2 separate regions of the Homo sapiens genome follow, and region 1 is linked to region 2. A link is an interaction called in ENCODE POLR2A ChIA-PET data of the cell type or tissue named here. Cell type or tissue: HCT116. All regions are shown on one strand. Links, peaks and the distances in the headings refer to the core of each region. The heading gives the core; the rest is flanking DNA. Region 1 overlaps PTAFR (platelet activating factor receptor). Region 2 has its middle 18 kb from the start of PHACTR4.

Region 1 (2,908 bases), core at 285-2,784, 200 kb after region 2:
ACCACGTGGTGCAGCTGCCCTGGACCCTTGCTGAGCTGGGCTTCCAGGACAGCAAATTCCACCAGGCCATTAATGATGCACATCAGGTCACCCTCTGCCTCCTTAGCACCAACTGTGTCTTAGACCCTGTTATCTACTGTTTCCTCACCAAGAAGTTCCGCAAGCACCTCACCGAAAAGTTCTACAGCATGCGCAGTAGCCGGAAATGCTCCCGGGCCACCACGGATACGGTCACTGAAGTGGTTGTGCCATTCAACCAGATCCCTGGCAATTCCCTCAAAAATTAGTCCCTGCTTCCAGGCCTGAAGTCTTCTCCTCCATGAACATCATGGACTGAGCTGGGGGAAGAAGGGATATCTACTGTGGTCTGGGCACCACCTCTGTGGGCACTGGTGGGCCATTAGATTTGGAGGCTACCTCACCTGGGCAGGGATGATGGCAGAGCCAGGCTGTTGGAAAATCCAGAACTCAAATGAGCCCCTTCATCCGCCTGTGGGCGCATACTACAGTAACTGTGACTGATGACTTTATCCTGAGTCCCTTAATCTTATGGGGCCGGAAGGAATGTCAGGGCCAGGTGCAGACCTTGGGGGAAGACTTTAAACCACCTAGTTCTCCCCGATGGGGCATCGGTCTAAAGCTTTGGGGGAGTGGGCGCAGTGGCTCACACCTGTAATCCCAGCACTTTGGGAGGCCGAGGTGGGCAGATCATGGGTCAAGAGATCGAGACCATCCTGGCCAACATTGTAAAACCCCATCTCTACTAAAACATACAAAAATTAGCCGGGCATGGTGGCACACGCCTGTAGTCCCAGCTACTCAGGAGGCTGAGGCAGGAGAATCGCTTGAACCTGGGAGGCAGAGGTTGCAGTGAACCTAGATTGCACCATTGCACTCTAGCCTGGCAACAGAGCGAGATTCCATCTCAAAAAAAAAAAAAAAAAAAAAAAAAAAGCTTTGGGCAACTACTCTCAAGTGATAGAGGTAGACTGGGTTAGGAAAGGACACTGCCCTCACTGTATGGCACTACCTTGGGGCAGACTTTTGAGCTAAGATGTTGCCATCCTCTCTCCACCCTCCGGCACAAGGTCTTTGTGACCTTTCTCAGGGGAAGGGGCTTGATGGAACCTTCTCTGACTCATCTGGCAACCTGTCCCTAATGGTGACCAAAGAAGATAAAACATGAACAGACCAAAAGCTAGGACAAGAGCTTGCTTCCCAAGACAGACGTGTCTGTCTGCAAAGGCCTTGCCTCTAGTCCAGTCAGCTCTGGGGGAGTGGGAAGGAGATGCCCACCTCCTCTTTCTGTCTCAACAATAGTCCCTAATTAAGTACCTTCTGTGGGGCAGCCACCCACTGAGGGTGGGCAAAGGCCCCTTGAAAGCAAAATTGGGGCTGGGCTCAGTGGCTCATGCCTATAATCCCAGCACTTTGGGAGGCCAAGGCAGGCAGATCACCTGAGGTCCGGAGTTCGAGACCAGCCTGGCCAACGTGGTGAAACGCCATCTCCACTAAGAATACAAAAATATGGCTCATGCCTGTAATCCCAGTACTTTGGGAGGCTGAGGTGGGCCGATCATTTGAAGTTAGGAGTTTGAGACCAGCCTGACCAATATGGTAAAACCCCGTCTCTACTAAAAATACAAAAAAATTAGCCTGGCGTGGTGGCGCATGCCTGTAGTCCCATAGGCTGTAGCTACTGGGAGGAGGCGGAGCTTGCAGTGAGCCGAGATCACGCCACTGCTCTCCAGCCTGGGCGACAGAGTGAGACTCTGTGTCAAAAACAAACAAACAAACAAAAAAGGCAAAATTGGAGCTGTCCAGGCCAGGACACCCCGATGTCCAGGGGCTTCCATACGAACAGGCACATGGGCTGGGAAGTACATGAGGCCCCTGGGTAGAAGGGTCTGTCAGTTCTCTCCTCCCTTGCCCTCTGGGAGGGTCCTCCTAACATAGCTTCCAGGAGGTGGGAGGAGCAGTTACTGTCAGCAGGTGTCAGCCAGGTGTCAGCTTCTCCTGGGGATCTCTAGATGTCTGCTTGTGATTTTTGGCAAGTATATGCAAATGAGCCTCCTCTCCTGCCCTGAGACAAGTATCTGCAGTGTGAACCTGGCAGCCTCAGACCCAAGGGGCTCAGAGGAAACTTCTCTGGTTTCTAGAGCTCTGTGCTCCTTCAGAGAAGTCTTCCTTCCTTCCAGTCAGTGTCCCTGTGAAGCTGGGATACTCATTTCCTGTGTACCGGGCAAACACCGGATTGCTGATTTTGAGAAATGCCTCTCGATGGACCTGTAACCTGCTGGAGTCTGGGATGGTAGCTGTGGGCTGGACTTGGCTGATGGGATGACCCGGTGGCTAGTGCAGCATCACACAAGCCTGGTTCAAGTCTTGGCTGTGTCATTTCCTGCTGAGGGACCAGGCACTGAATTTCCTACCTCTTAGGGTCATTACCTATGAGGTTAAAGCTACCTCATGGGATTGTTATACGCCACTAATGTTGAGGCAGACACCTCTTGGCAGGGTGACTGCTCATCTTAGACCCTCCCCTTTTCTGCGAATTTGGGCCCCTTGATCCTCTGATGGGAGCTGAAAGGATGAGAGGTGGGCATCTAGATTTAGGGAGGCTGTTCAGGCTTTGCAGGTCCCTTACCTGAACACATAGAAACCCTGGAGCTGTGACTGTGTCCATGTGTGTGTGTTTGTCTGTGTGTGTTGCGGGGGATGGGCACCTGCATGAATGTGGTAGAGAAAATGGCTCTGCTCAGAGGGAAGATACGCATAGCAAGGCAGGGACCAGAGGAATCACAGGCGCCTGGAGAGCAGCCGGGCACCGCCTCCAGGGACCTGCCGGCTTCCCTCAGTCCTCCAGGGGCCCAGCACTCTTCCTTTAGGCCCTGTGAGCGTCCCTTGT
Region 2 (2,908 bases), core at 255-2,754:
CTAAATTCCAAATACCAGAGACTGAAATTTTCAGCCTTGCTAAGGGAACACCTCGGTCTTTGAACCTTTATTGTGTTTTGTACAGGGCATTCTCTGTACTAGTTTGTTGTGATTATAAAACACTTAGCAAAATTTAAAAAAGGAAGAAAGAAACTTGTAGGAAATTGAGACAATGCAGAGAGAAAGCTTTTTCTTAATTTATTTTAATTAAATATTTATTTATGGCCGGGCGCAGTGGCTCACGCCTGTAATCCCAGCACTTTGGGAGGCTGAGGGAGGCTAATCACTTGAGGTCAGGAGTTCAAGACTAGCCTTGTCAACATGGTGAAACCCCGTCTCCACTAAAAAATACAAAAATTAGCCGGGCATGGTGGTGGTCACCTGTAATCCCAGCTACTCGGGAGGCTGAGGCAGGAGAATCGCTTGAACCCAGGAGGCAGAGGTTTCAGTGAGCCAAAATCGCACTACTGCACTCCAGCCTGGCAACAGAGACTGTCTAAAAAAAAAAGTTGAGGAGATATCATAAAATAATTTAAAATATTTTCCACAAATTTCCAGATTGAAAGGGCCCACTGTGTGCCTAGCACAATGAATGAGAATAAACCTATATCATGACTCACCACTGACATGTCAGGACCTGCAGACAAAGACAAGATTCTATCAGTTTCCAAACAGAAAAGATACAAGTCCCACATAGCAGATCAGAGATCAGAATGGCTTTAGACCTCTCAATGGCAACACTTGAAGTAAAAGAAGGGAGGAATGCCTTCAAAATTCCGAAAGGTGATGATTTCCAACCTAGGATTCTGTACCTTGTTAAAACATTAACATCAGCCGGGCACGGTGGCTCACGCCTGTAATCCCAGCACTTTGGGAGGCCAAGGCGGGCGGATCACAAGGTCAGGAGATTGAGACCATCCTGGCTAACACGGTGAAACCCCGTCTCTACTAAAAATACAAAAAATTAGCCGGGCGTCGTGGCCGGCGCCTGTAGTCCCAGCTACTCAGGAGGCTGAGGCAGGAGAATGGCGTCAACCTGGGAGGCGGAGCTTGCAGTGAGCCGAGATGGCGCCACTGCACTCCAGCCTGGGCTAGAGTGCGAGACTCAAAAAAAAAAAAAAAAAAAAAAAAAAAAAATTAACACCATCGTTCAAACATGTGGGTAAAGACATAATCAGATATACAAGATCTAAACATTTTTACCTCTGATGCATCATTTCACAAGAAACTACTGGCAGATATGGTCTACCAAAACCGGAGGGCAAACAAAGATACAGTTCAGGTAACTTTAGATAAAATTCTGGAAACAGGAAATGGGAAAGTCAATACAGGAGAAAAGCAAAAGGAATCCTCAAGAGGAGGGAGGGGCTGGGTGTAGTGACTCATGCCTGTAATCCCAGCACTTTGGGAGGCGGAGGTGGGTGGATCACGAGGTCAGGAGCTCGAGACCATCCTAGCTAACAAGGTGTAACCCCATCTCTACTAAAAATACAAAAAATTAGCTGGGCATGGTGGCATGTGCCTGTAGTCCCACCTACTTGGGAGGCTGAGGCAGGAGAATCGCTTGAACCCGGGAGGTGGATGTTGCAGTGAGCTGAGATCATGCCACTGCACTCCAACCTGGGTGACAGAGCGAGACTCTGTCTCAAACAAACTAAAAAGGCCGGGCGCGGTGGCTCACGCCTGTAATCCCAGCACTTTAGGAGGCGGAGGCGGGTGGATCATGAGGTCAGGAGTTCGAGACCAGTCTGGCCAAGATGGTGAAACCCCGTCTCTACTAAAAATACAAAAATTAGCCAGGTGCTGTGGTGGCCGCCTGTAATCTGAGCTACTCGGGCAGGAAAATCGCTTGAACCCAGGAGGTGGAGGTTGCAGTGAGCCAAGAGTGCGCCACTGCACTCTAGTCTGGGCAACAGAGCAAGACTTCCATCTCAAAAAAAAAAAGGTAGTAATACTACAACTTCTGGTCTAGCGCAACCGTTGCCATCCACTCGCCACACCAATATCCTCCCCGCAGGAGGCCACTAGGATAATCTAGGGTCTCCAAAAGAAGATGGGCTTCCTGGTATTGAGAGGAGGAAAATGTTATACTTTAAAAAGGAAGCAAAGACATCACAAGCAAATGTAACATGTTGACCTTGAGTGGATCCTGACTCAAACAAACCATAAAAAGACATTTTTAGGCCAACAGTGGTGGCTCACGCCTGTAATCCCAGCACTGTGGGAGGCTGAGGCAGGCGGATAACCTGAGGTTGGGAGTTCAAGACCAGCCTGACCAACATCGAGAAACCCCATCTCTACTAAAGATACAAAACATTAGCTGGGGATGGTGGCACATGCCTGTAATCCCAGCTACTACTACTTGGGAGGCTGAGGCAGGAGAATCGCTTGAACCCGGGAGGCAGAGATTGTGGTGAGCCGAAATCTTCCCATTGTACTCCAGCCTGGGCAATAAGAGCTAAACTCTGTCTCGAAAAAAAAAATACATTTTTGAGGCAATTATGGAACTGCGAATAATAATTGGGTATCATGTGATATTAGGAAACTGTTGGCCAGATGAGGTGGCTCATGCTTGTAATCCCAGAATTTGGGGAGGCTGAGGAGGGAGGATCGCTGGAGCCCAGGAGTTCGAAACCAGCTTGGTCAACAAAGCCAGACCCTGTCTCTACAGAAAAATTTAAATACTAGTTGGCATGGTGGCATGCACCTGTAGTTCCAACTACTCGAGAGGCTGAAGTGGAAGGATTGCTTGGGCCCAGTTTCCTAATATCACATGATACCCAATTATTATTCACAGTTCCATAATTGCCTCAAAAATGTATTTTTTTTTTCGAGACAGAGTTTAGCTCTTATTGCTCAGGCTGGAGTACAATGGGAAGATCTCGGCTCACCGCAACCTCTGCCTCCC

The links. Peaks named below come from ENCODE experiments on the same cell type or tissue, not always from the same donor. Only the 100,000 strongest peaks of a DNase experiment are listed, where the experiment ranks them.
Region 1: POLR2A ChIA-PET joins it to region 2 with 5 read pairs; 6 of 35 experiments call an interaction of 5 or more read pairs at or near these places.

The regions. Positions count from the first base shown.
Region 1 is chr1:28,147,372-28,150,279 of GRCh38, reverse strand. PTAFR (platelet activating factor receptor) reads left to right here. Exons shown (of 2, transcript NM_000952.5): 2 at 1-2,908. The coding sequence ends at 287. Among named protein-coding and RNA genes, the nearest start is that of PTAFR, 28 kb to the left of the region's middle. RefSeq lists enhancers at 1,849-1,988, 1,583-2,083. In HCT116, for the core only: no CTCF peak of the experiment used is centred there; no DNase peak of the experiment used is centred there.
Region 2 is chr1:28,350,200-28,353,107 of GRCh38, reverse strand. No RefSeq gene overlaps it. Among named protein-coding and RNA genes, the nearest start is that of PHACTR4, 18 kb to the left of the region's middle. In HCT116, for the core only: no CTCF peak of the experiment used is centred there; a DNase peak (open chromatin) is centred at 1,337; H3K4me3 peaks cover 1,892 bases; H3K27ac peaks cover 2,397 bases.